3 separate regions of the Homo sapiens genome follow, and regions 2 and 3 are each linked to region 1. A link is a contact called in ENCODE Hi-C or POLR2A ChIA-PET data. All regions are on one chromosome and are shown on one strand. Each heading gives the region's core, a stretch centred on a gene start or an enhancer-like site at or near the end of the contact. The rest is flanking DNA. Distances are from core to core; before and after follow the strand shown. Region 1 overlaps STN1 (STN1 subunit of CST complex). Region 2 overlaps ITPRIP (inositol 1,4,5-trisphosphate receptor interacting protein). Region 3 holds the start of GSTO1 (glutathione S-transferase omega 1).

Region 1 (3,360 bases), core at 488-2,987:
TTTGCATGCCTATTTTCTTTCTTCCTTTCTTCCTCTCTCTTTTTCTGTTTCTTTTTTTTCTTTCTCTTTCTCTCTTTTTTTGTTACTAGATTCACTGTGGAACATGAAGGTGAAACCTGTTGTGTGCTGCTTCCCTCTTAATCTGAGCTGGTTAAAAAAGACTAAGTTGGCCAGGTGCGGTGGCTCACGCCTATAATCCCAGCACTTTGGGAGGCCAAGTCGGGTGGAATCACTTGAGGTCAGGCATTCGAGACCAGCCTGGTCAACATGGTGAAACCCTCATCTCTACTAAAAATACAAAAATTAGCTGGACGTGGTGGTGCACGCTTGTAATCCCAGCTACTCGGGAGGCTGAGGCGGGAGAATCACTTGAACCTGGGAGGCGGAGGTTGCAGTGAGCTAAGATCGTGCCACTGCACTCCAGCCTGGGCGATAAGAGTGAGATTCCGTCTCAAAAAAAAAAAAAAAAAAAAAAAAGGAAAAAGAAAAAGACTAAGTTATGTCTACCTTTGAGAGCAGAATGTGTTTCAGTGGATAGGCTAGCTTTACTCTCATGCTAGCCTGTCCTTGCAGGGTTTTTTTTTTTTTTTTCTCCTTTTATTTTTCCTTGTGGTTGGGAGAAGCAAGAAAACTGATGCAACACAAGACAGGTGTCAGGGCCCAGAAGAAGGAGTCATGGGGTGGAGATTGGAGGCCTTGATCACTGTGCCTCGCTCAAAACTATAACAACAAATAACAAAAATGTGTTATGAGTGTTGAAGAAGAAAGTTGTCCCTTAAAAGTATGCAATTCCAGCTTTTTTTTTGTTTTAACCTCATTGCCCCAATGAACCAACTCCCAAGGACGTGTCCTCTGGGCAGAACTGGTTTGACACTAGGCCAAGTATCAAACACCACATTAATGGTGTAGGGAAGATGATTATTATGTAATCTTTAGAAACTATCCTGAATACTAATTTGGAAGTCTGGATGACACAACTGCTGTGTTACCTAAGAACACTCTCTCTCTCAACTATTTTTCCTATTTAGGTAACCAGAGAAGACAAAGACCTGCACAGAAAGATCCACCGGATCATTCAGCAGGACTGCCAGAAACCAAATCGTAAGTGGTATAATGTACAAGTGATGCCCTGGTGCCCTGGAAGGGGATACTGTCTCCCGGGGAGCACTGGATGGAGAGTCAGGAGACCCGGGACTTTTCCCAGTAGTGACTTGGAAAGGTGATAGTCAAAGTACCTGCCCTCCCTGAGCCTCCATCTCCTCTCTAAAGGAGTGTTGGGCTAGCACAGTTGTTGTGATCTTGGCTGTACATAAGATTCAACCTTGGAGCCCTCTGAACATTCAGAGCCCAGATTCTACCCTGGGGATTTTGTTTCCATAGAGGATGAGGTGGGGGCTAGACAAGGAATTCTGATACAGTGAGGTCACCACACTAGGACGTTTTGATGTCATTCTGCTTCTCATGTTCTCTCTGATTTGTGTTATTTCCTATTTCATGCTTGCCCCCCTTCTTTGAACACAAACCTGACATTTCCCTCTATTCTAACATCAAAGCCTTTCAGTGTTGGAAGGGATGGTTCTAGACATGACTGTTTATGAACGGTGTAATTCAGTCATCTTGGAAACTGTTAATTTGCAAAAGACATGGTTTAGAAAATAGTTTTGGTAGAGTTAGTTCAGCCCCTAGTGGTTAGACACTGAAACTGTAGCTACTCTGACAAGGAACAATACCATTTCCACACTAGTTAGAGAAGGAAGCATTAGTCTATCTTTAAATCCTATGTAAACTGACCGGTCTTAAAGGCGACTTTTCAAAGTCTAGCTTTTGCAAACACATACTATAATAAGAAGTGTTGGAAAAGTTTGTTAATGACCCCAGGTCCCTGATCTGCCAGTGAACTCCACCTCCAGTCCTTCGGCCCATACATCCCTGGGGCCTGGACCTGTGCCAGGTTGAGTCAGTGGGTGAAGCTGGGCCAGGTTTCCAGCACTGGTGTTTATGGTAGACAGCCCTAGTTAGCCTTTAAGAAACCATGAGGTCGGATCCCAGAGTGGTGTGACAGCAGCTCTTAAAATAAACTCAAAGCAATATATTATTTCAGTGCAAGTGAATGGACTTTGTTCACTTCATTCAGAACAATAAAAGCAAATATCCTTTAGTTGAGGGAAAAGCCCATCTGTCCACAATTGAAGGAGCTTTTGAGAGCAGTGCAATGTGGGATTCCTCAGCCAAGAAGGGATGAGAAGATGCTCCCAAGATAACATCTCTGCAGTCACCCTATTCGCAGGCCTCCTGGCCAGGTTCTTATTTTCATCTGCATTAGGAATAGAATGGATTGAACCCTAGGGCTAGTAAAGCACATGAAAAGAATTCACATTTCATTTGGACTTGGCTCTCTGAAGTGTCCTGAAAGTAGCAGGTTTAACATCTACATCTACCCACAGCTCATCAAGTGGACAGGCCCTGCCACTCAGTCTGTGAATGGGAGCCTCTAAAAGCCACTAGCCAATCACCTGGCACTACTACACTCCCAGGAGCTGAATTCTGAAGCCTGAGCTACTGAGAATGCTGATAAAAGATGTTATAAGGACTGTGTTGGAACCTGCTGTGACCACCCCGCTTCATAATGTTATAACATAGCAATTCAGAATAGTAACGTATGCCCCTCATGAAAAGCCAAGCAGTGCAAAAATCCACTCCAAAAAGCCAGACTCCCTCCCAGCACTGAGCCCCAGCTTCTGTGTTCCCCTCTCCAAAGGCAGTGGTTGTTATTAGTTACTTGCATATCCTGTTGGATATGTGTTTTCTATCAGGGATAAACTATACAGATATGCACTTACAAACATATCATATTATTTATCCTTGACAGAAAACACAAGTGAAGTTTAGCCGACGATATACATTGTCCTACACCTTGTATTTTAGATCTAACATTGCCTTCTAGAGGTCAACAGTACACATGAAAGTGCCTACGTCTTTTCATTAGCTGGACAGCATGCTGTTACATGTATAGGTAAATATCCGACCCTCAGTCTAACCATACCTACTGGGCCTTTAGTTCCTTTCTAGCCTTTCAAACAGAATATAGCCTGGAGTTTTTCCTTGTCAGGATGATTGGTAGAAGGACTTGAAGTCATTTATGAGTGTCTCACAAAGGCTAACCCTTCAATAATGAAAGGACTATGAACATCAAGCCTGTCTTAGGTCCCTGAAGGATTGATACTTGTTCTCTGAAGATGGGCAATGTGGCGGCATTGTGAGGAGCTGTGCTCTGGAGCCACCTTGCCTAGGTTTGAATCCCGGCTTTGCCACTTGCTAGCTGTGTAATGTTGGGCAAGTGCCTTGGGTTCTTTAAATGCA
Region 2 (3,360 bases), core at 272-2,771, 420 kb before region 1:
GTCCTTATCTATGTGATCAGTGCCATCCATGTCCTGTGCTGTAGGGTACATGGCCGGCTTCCCGAGCAGGGTTGGTGGCAGCTGGCAGTGGTTGGTGAATGTCCAGGAAGTCTTAACTCAAGCCACCCCAAGGCTGTGATTCAGAACATTTTCGTGGTCCGTCTCATCTCCACCTCACGGGACAGAGCTGGAAGGCTGTTTGGTTTGGCCAGCGACCGAAAGCAGAGGGAGCCAAGAGTCACAGAGTGAAGGGCAATGTGTGCCTTCAACAGGGCCCTCCCTCTCCGCCCCACTCTGCCTTGCCCCACCCCTGTCCCTGGGAAGGGCATCTTTTAGAGTTAACTTTTCTCATTGCCATCCAAAAATAGCTTGCTTGTTTAACTAGTTTGTTGTTTAAAAAATAAACATAAAAGCAATAATACAGTCATAATTTTAAAATTCAAGTACTAACAGGAAAATTAAGTAACAGACTAACGGTCCCACTTCTGACTTCTTAGTCCACTCCCCAGAGATAACCAATATGAAGTTTTTGGTGTATCCTTCCAAAATTTTTCTGTGTATGTGTCACATGTATGTATATATATATGCATCCTTTTAGTCCTTTTTTACATAAATGGCATCATACCGACTAATTCTTCTTGGTTATCTTTTTGAACATTTGGCTCTACCTTATTCTTTAAACTAGCTGCTTACTGGCCGAGTACATTAGCTCACACCTATAATCCCAGCACTTTGGGAGGCCAAGGCAGGAAAATCGCTTGAGCCCAGGAGTTTGAGACCAGCCTGGGCAACATGGCAAACCTTGTCTCTACAAAAAATATATAAATTAGCCAGACATGGTGGCGTGTACCTCTAATCCCAGCTACTCCGGAGGCTGGGGTGGGAGGATTGCTTGTGCCTGGGAGGCAGAGGCTGCAGCGAGCCGTGATCACTCCACTGCACTCCAGCCTGGGTGACAGAGTGAGTAAGACCCTGTCTCAAAAAAAAAAAAAAAAAATATATATATATATATATATATATATGGCTGCTTACTATCTCACTGTCTGTATGCATGTACCATAATTTACCCAACTTTCCCTACTGAGGAACACTTAAGTTGTCTCCACTTTTTGCTGTTATAAACAACACTCTAGTGAACGTCTCTGTGCACAAATCCTGTTTTGAAATGATCCTTCCTCTCCCAGTAATCTCCATATTCTGTACTTGCTGTATGTGGATTCACCACCAGCATCTTATTATAAAAATAACCATTGCCTGGGATTTAGTCAATCATCGTTGAATAAATTTTGAATCAACAGTGAGGAAAAGGTGTTTGACCAAGTACTGAGCAAGAGCATGTGATCTGCCTAGGTCCGGCTCTATGTGGGGAACAAAAGTATAAGATGGGGGCTCTGTCCCCAAGGAACTGGGTCTAATAGGAAGACTACCAATGGCTGCAAAGTAAGTCAGAGATCAATGAAGTGTGGTAAGTAATTGAAAGTGAAATTGTGTGGCTCTGAAGCCCGCATGAGCGGAATGTGAAAACAGATCAGCTTTGAGTTTCAGCTGTAACCTCTTTTGCTCCCTTACAGATGGGAAACTGTGAAGAGCCTCCCCAAAGAAAATCAAATCCACGTAATTGTTCTGTCTCTCAAATGCTTGTACTCACTCCATTCATCTGAGCCCGGGTCTGGTTTATTTCCTCCTGCACAATGTGGGGCCCTCCTTTACAGGTAAAAATGGCATTTTCCACCCTTTGATGTTTCTCCACAGCCCCACAAAGAAACCAGAAAATAAAACTGTCAACAACAAATTATCTCTCAGAAAGAGGGAACCACATAAACCTCAGAGATGTTCAAAGACATTTCTTCTTGATGGGAATAGGTGGGCCTCAAAAGTGTGAAGTGAGAGTTGTAGCACAGCGGTGGGTTAGGGAGTCTGGAAGAGTTTCGTCCCATCTGTTTCTTTCAAACCCACAGGTCAGTGATATTTTAGGTTTCTTTTGGAGCAACTTTATTTAAAGTAGAAATAGCAAAGACCCACACCCCGTTTCTTCCCATTAGCTGCCCTTGGCTATCTTCCCAACTGCCCAGAGATGACGCCCATAGCCCCCACAGCCTTGCTGCCACGAAGAAGGCTTTCTTCCTGAAGAAAGGACCGGGCTATGTTAGACCAAAGGTCTCCTGGGACGATGGCCTTGCATCTCTTCCAAAAGGCATGGCTAGTGCTGAATCAAGCCCCCCAAGGGTCTGGAAGGTGTAGGTCAGCCGCCAGTTCTCCCAGCCAAGGACAGTGAGTCAGCCCATACATACCCCATGTACTCCCACCCCAGGAATCAGAGCCAAGTGAGACTAGAGCTGGTGCTGTATGTAGAGCCAGATTCAGGGCCAGGGAGAAGGTCAGTGGTGTTCAGCCCTCTGGATATCCACAGCTTTGCCCAGTGCAGTTTCTAAGAAGCCCTCTCCATAGGGACAAAATGCCACAAAGAGGAAACAAATCTATGGAGAGGGCCTCTGGCCAGGCAGGGAAGCTGCACAAGCTCCATACATCCAGAGCAACACAAGATGCCACACTAAGCTGCAAGGTTGCTCAGCCTGAACGTTTAAATCCAGAGAGAAACAAGAGCAGGTCCCCTGCCCTCTCTCCATATACCCTCTCAATATGGAGGCCTATGCAAGGTCCTGCCCACGAGGTTCCAGCCTTCATGACAAAGCTGGTGCTAAGGCCAAGGAGACTGAGAGCCTTACTATAAACAGCACAGGGACTAAGAGTGTGGGCTCTGTGTTCAATCTCTGCTATGCCATGTCCTAGCTCAGCAAGTCTCACCATTTCTAAGAGCCTTGGGTGTGCCTCAGTTTCTTCAACTGTAAAACAGGAATAATACTGCCCACCTCGTAGAGCCATTGAGAAGGTTAAATGAAGGAGCGTGTGTGATGCACTTAGCTTCGGGCCTGACAAATAAACTCAACAACAAAAACTGCGGAGATTCTTCCCCTTGCTCTGAGGAGGGCTCCTTACAGCCCAACTCCTACTGCCTGGTTCCCCCAGCAGTGTGAGCTGTCCCTCCACATGGGAGTGCCTCCTCCCACATGGGGGTCTGTCTTCCCTGGGGGTTCCCTCACACACCTCCCTTAGGGCCAGACACTGGCCAGGTGCTCAGAAAATGTTTGTGCACCTCACAGGAGGGGTCTGGGGCCATGTCCCCTGTTTAGGGGAACAGAAAGGGTCTCTTGCCTCTGCCCTTCTGACCCCTCTGTTCTCCTCGTCCCTCTGCAGGACAGCCAGAGCCTAGACCTGCAGTTGCCATAGCAACGACAGAGCCAGAGAGAGTACAAGGCAGGGCATCCCTGTGGCTCCAGAGAAGCAGCTACCTCTTCTAGA
Region 3 (3,360 bases), core at 583-3,082, 370 kb before region 1:
TCTACACACCTGCCACAGCAAGTTGGAAGATGCATCTTTTAGAGAAAACCATGCTTTGTTAAGTCATATCATGTGGTTAAAATCTAGTACTTTCCCAGTAAAAGCCTCCTCGGGCTCAAGCTTAAAACTGGTCTATTAATGTAGTAGACCTTTGTTGTTTGCACTGTCTGGAAGCTGTTAACCACTCTCTTCCTCCCCTCTACCCCACACTATTAGGGGAAGATAGTTTCAATGTTCCTTTGGAAAACTGCCCCAGTAAATAAGGTAGGGTTGTTTTCAAACTAAAGGTCCAGGGTGAAGCACATAACCCAGGACTTTGTGCCTCTGAATCCAGCTGTGTCATGCTCCTGGACTTTTCAAATAAATGAGTACCAAAAAATGTCTTTTTTCAATTTTGGTTACATTAGATTTCTCTTAGTACAATAAAAGAGTTCTATCACAGCAAATATGACAGTGTTTTTGAGAAACATTATGAAATAGTAAGTACTCTATGTGTTCAGAATCATAATCTCATCCAAATGAGATGCATTTCTTAGTGAAGTAATGACAAATCCCCTTCAAATGTATTTTTTAAATGCATTTTACCTTTCTTTTAGGGAAAATAATTGCCTACCCCTAAAGATTATCCCCTTAGAAGACTAAAATTAGTTCACAAACACTAAGCACACAGACAGAAAATTCCTTAAGAATAGGGGGTTTGTTTTAAACTTCCACAGAACCTTCCACACCAAAGGTATCTAATAAATGTCTAATCAACAGACATCCAAAGGTCATGGGAAGGGAAGTGGTTCCAATGGATACTTGGTGTCAGAGAAAAGTCAAGTGACTGTTGCACATATCCTGTGGATAGCCCGTAAGTCAAAAACTATGCTAGTTTCAAAACAGGCTCTGCAGAAGGATGAGCTAGACAGACACTTCCCTCTATTTGACTCAACCAACAGCCCAATCCACAGGAATATGTGCAGTAAACTCAGCACTACCCTAGGAGGGTCAGGGTCTAAACTCTGCTGTACTGGGGTAAATTACTATTCTAGGAGGGAACAATACATTCAGAATAACAACTAACAGTTAAGCTGGAATAAGAACGGGAAATCACAATAGGGCGAAAGCGAAAGGACTCTGGACCAGGAATTCGTGACCTACCAAAGCTAAAAGAGCTGCTGCCGGTTATTACCGGGCAAATCACTAACATCACTGGAGCCTCAGCTTTTCTAATCCATTAAATGGTTGGTTAATCTAAATGAGGTGTCCTAGACCGTTGGAATCTGTGGCCTATTTTTCCTAGGGGAATGGCCTATAACTTGCTATTTTCCAAAGGGCCGAGAATAGTTTAATGTGCAGTAAAGGACGCTGGTGGGAGGGGGGTAGAAGGGGGCTGAGACCCCACCCCACCCCGCCGCCTGCAGCAGGCTCCCGGACGGCTCGGGGAGCGTCCCCCGCCTGGGTGCCCACCTGATTCCCTTGGCCTTCAGGACTAGACGCGTCCTCTCAGCAAACGGGCAGAACCTCATGCTGTAGATGCGGATCGAGCCCTCCGGGACCGGCCCCGGGGGCGCGCTTCCTGCCGGGGAGAAGCGAAGGCGATTACGGCCCAGAGAGGTGTCGAGACCCCCCGTATCCCACCGCCCCCGCGTCCCACTGCAGCTCCGACCCGTTCCCCGCCGGTGGGGCGCTCCCGGGCGGCTGGGCTCCCGGAGCAGCCTCGAACATGCCGCCGGGGGTCGCCGAGATCACCCCCTCTTCGCGGCGGGCAGGCCTCACCCTTCCCCAAGCTCCTGGCTGACTCCCCGGACATCGTGGCGCAGCGCAGGCCGAGCTCCTCTGGGGTTTGCAGGGGATTCAGGAAGTAGGTGGCGCGTCCTTCCCGCCCTCCTTCCCTCCCCCGCTTCCTCCTTAGCTCAAAAGTGCCTGCCCCCGGCGGCCGCCAGCTCCACCCGTTGTGCCTTCCCGGCTTTATGGGATAGCCCTTAAAACATCTTAAGGGGCTGTGTCAAAGCATCTCGCTGGCCAAGGGCTGCACCCACGGGGAGATACACAAAAGTTATAAATGCTCAGTCATCCCTCCGCCCCCGAACGAAGGGGTCACCACTCCGCACTCCACGGGGCTCCACGTCTGACCCTGACCCTGACCTCCCTCCCGTGACACTGACCTCGAAGCACCACCCGCTCCGTCCCAAGGCTTCACGACTTCAGAGCCTGTGGCCCGACCTCATGGCTCACTCACCGGTCCAGAGCGTTCTCTCCAAAGGCTCCTGTTCAGCTTGTGAAGGGAAAATAAAAATCTCTTGACTCCAAACTCACTATGCCAAAGGGAAGAGTCAAGCTTGGAAACTGAGTCAGGCAACACTGCCTCCCATTTTGTTGCTAAATAGCTACAAAGATCAAAGGCCACACACCTCCCCAAGGAAATTCCTTGTTGGCCCGCAAGATCTTTACTCTAAAACAGATCAGTTGAATTTCATCTTGGCAATGTAAACTAACAGCTTATCTTCCCAAGTATGGGACAAAGACAGGTCTAGGAGTCATCCTTCCTCTCGCTGGAGAAAAATGCAATTTGACCGCTTCCTCTACCCTATATTTAATCTTGTAAAAATGCAGATTCACCAAGCACTAGACGAATGCATAACTGACTATTCCTCTACGACCTCCTTTCACGAATGTAACATGCGCATTCAGTGAATGCTGATCAAAGGCCCCAAAGAATGCAACTACTCTCCCCTTTTATCTACCTTCCCTTTTTACTTTCCACTTTCCCCTACTGCCTGCTCTTTCCCTTTAAATATTGAAGTCCTCAAGCCCTCTTTGGAAAGAGCACAGATCACAGATGTTCCTGTGATTTTGTGTTCCTTTTTCTCAGATGTGTCCTCAACCTTGGCAAAATAAACCTCTAAAAGGATTGAGACTCACCTTGGTCATTTCCTTTGATTTACAAGCTCATCTATGCCTCGCTGCAGGGTTGCCCAGCCACCTGGACAGGCTTTTCCTTTTTCTGTCAGTACTAGCTTAACGTGACTACTGGGAGGGCCTCTGTCCCTACCGTCACCTGTAGGATACATCCTTTTCATTTTAACCCATAGGAGACAGCACAAACCTGGATATTATCAACCTCAGAATAATGGTGCTGCTTTCAAAACTCTCCCACTTATTAAACATTTGTGTTTTGGAGCCCTGGTAATATAACAGTACTCCCATTTTTCTAAGAGATAGAGGATGAGTTATTTTTTACATTATTTATTTCTCCCATCTTCTCTGTTTCCTCCTTTCTCCCTGTTCCCCACTTCCTACTTAGCTCTTTAGAAATGCAATTATCATCTTTTACCTTCCCTTCACCTGACACTCCCTACAGGGCAAGCTTATCTA

Evidence for each region. A loop is a pair of places that touch in the nucleus more often than their neighbours do. ChIA-PET counts read pairs that join two places held with the same protein, here RNA polymerase II (POLR2A). Pooled maps may share reads with other maps.
Region 2: a pooled map shows a loop between it and region 1 (3-fold over the local background). The contact joins two enhancer-like sites. A Hi-C loop is called at or near these places in 5 of 50 pooled maps. POLR2A ChIA-PET finds 5 or more read pairs at or near these places in 2 of 52 experiments (WTC11 and activated T-cell).
Region 3: a map of HCT116 shows a loop between it and region 1 (4-fold over the local background). The contact joins the promoter of GSTO1 here to the enhancer-like site in region 1. A Hi-C loop is called at or near these places in 7 of 168 maps with a recorded cell type or tissue (A673, CD4-positive, alpha-beta memory T cell, CD8-positive, alpha-beta T cell and 4 more), 4 of 37 single-sample maps with no recorded cell type and 19 of 50 pooled maps. POLR2A ChIA-PET finds 5 or more read pairs at or near these places in 7 of 52 experiments (AG04449, BJ, HEK293T and 4 more).

What each region holds. Positions count from the first base shown.
Region 1 is chr10:103,886,813-103,890,172 of GRCh38, reverse strand. It overlaps STN1 (STN1 subunit of CST complex), which reads left to right. Exons shown (of 10, transcript NM_024928.5): 9 at 1,029-1,101. Among named protein-coding and RNA genes, the nearest start is that of STN1, 30 kb to the left of the region's middle. Within about 2 kb of position 1,737, at least 22 of the 41 ENCODE cell types and tissues checked have a DNase peak (open chromatin) inside an H3K27ac peak, as active enhancers do; they include HCT116, where a contact is called at or near this core.
Region 2 is chr10:104,306,968-104,310,327 of GRCh38, reverse strand. ITPRIP (inositol 1,4,5-trisphosphate receptor interacting protein) reads left to right here. Exons shown (of 2, transcript NM_001272013.2): 2 at 1-628. Among named protein-coding and RNA genes, the nearest start is that of ITPRIP-AS1, 15 kb to the left of the region's middle. Within about 2 kb of position 1,521, at least 7 of the 41 ENCODE cell types and tissues checked have a DNase peak (open chromatin) inside an H3K27ac peak, as active enhancers do.
Region 3 is chr10:104,253,364-104,256,723 of GRCh38, reverse strand. It overlaps GSTO1 (glutathione S-transferase omega 1), which reads right to left and starts at 1,832. Exons shown (of 6, transcript NM_004832.3): 1 at 1,762-1,832; 2 at 1,453-1,561. The coding sequence starts at 1,795. All of the region lies in intron 1 of LOC124902497 (a long non-coding RNA gene), which reads left to right. RefSeq lists silencers at 886-935, 1,426-1,685 and enhancers at 1,756-1,815, 2,150-2,664.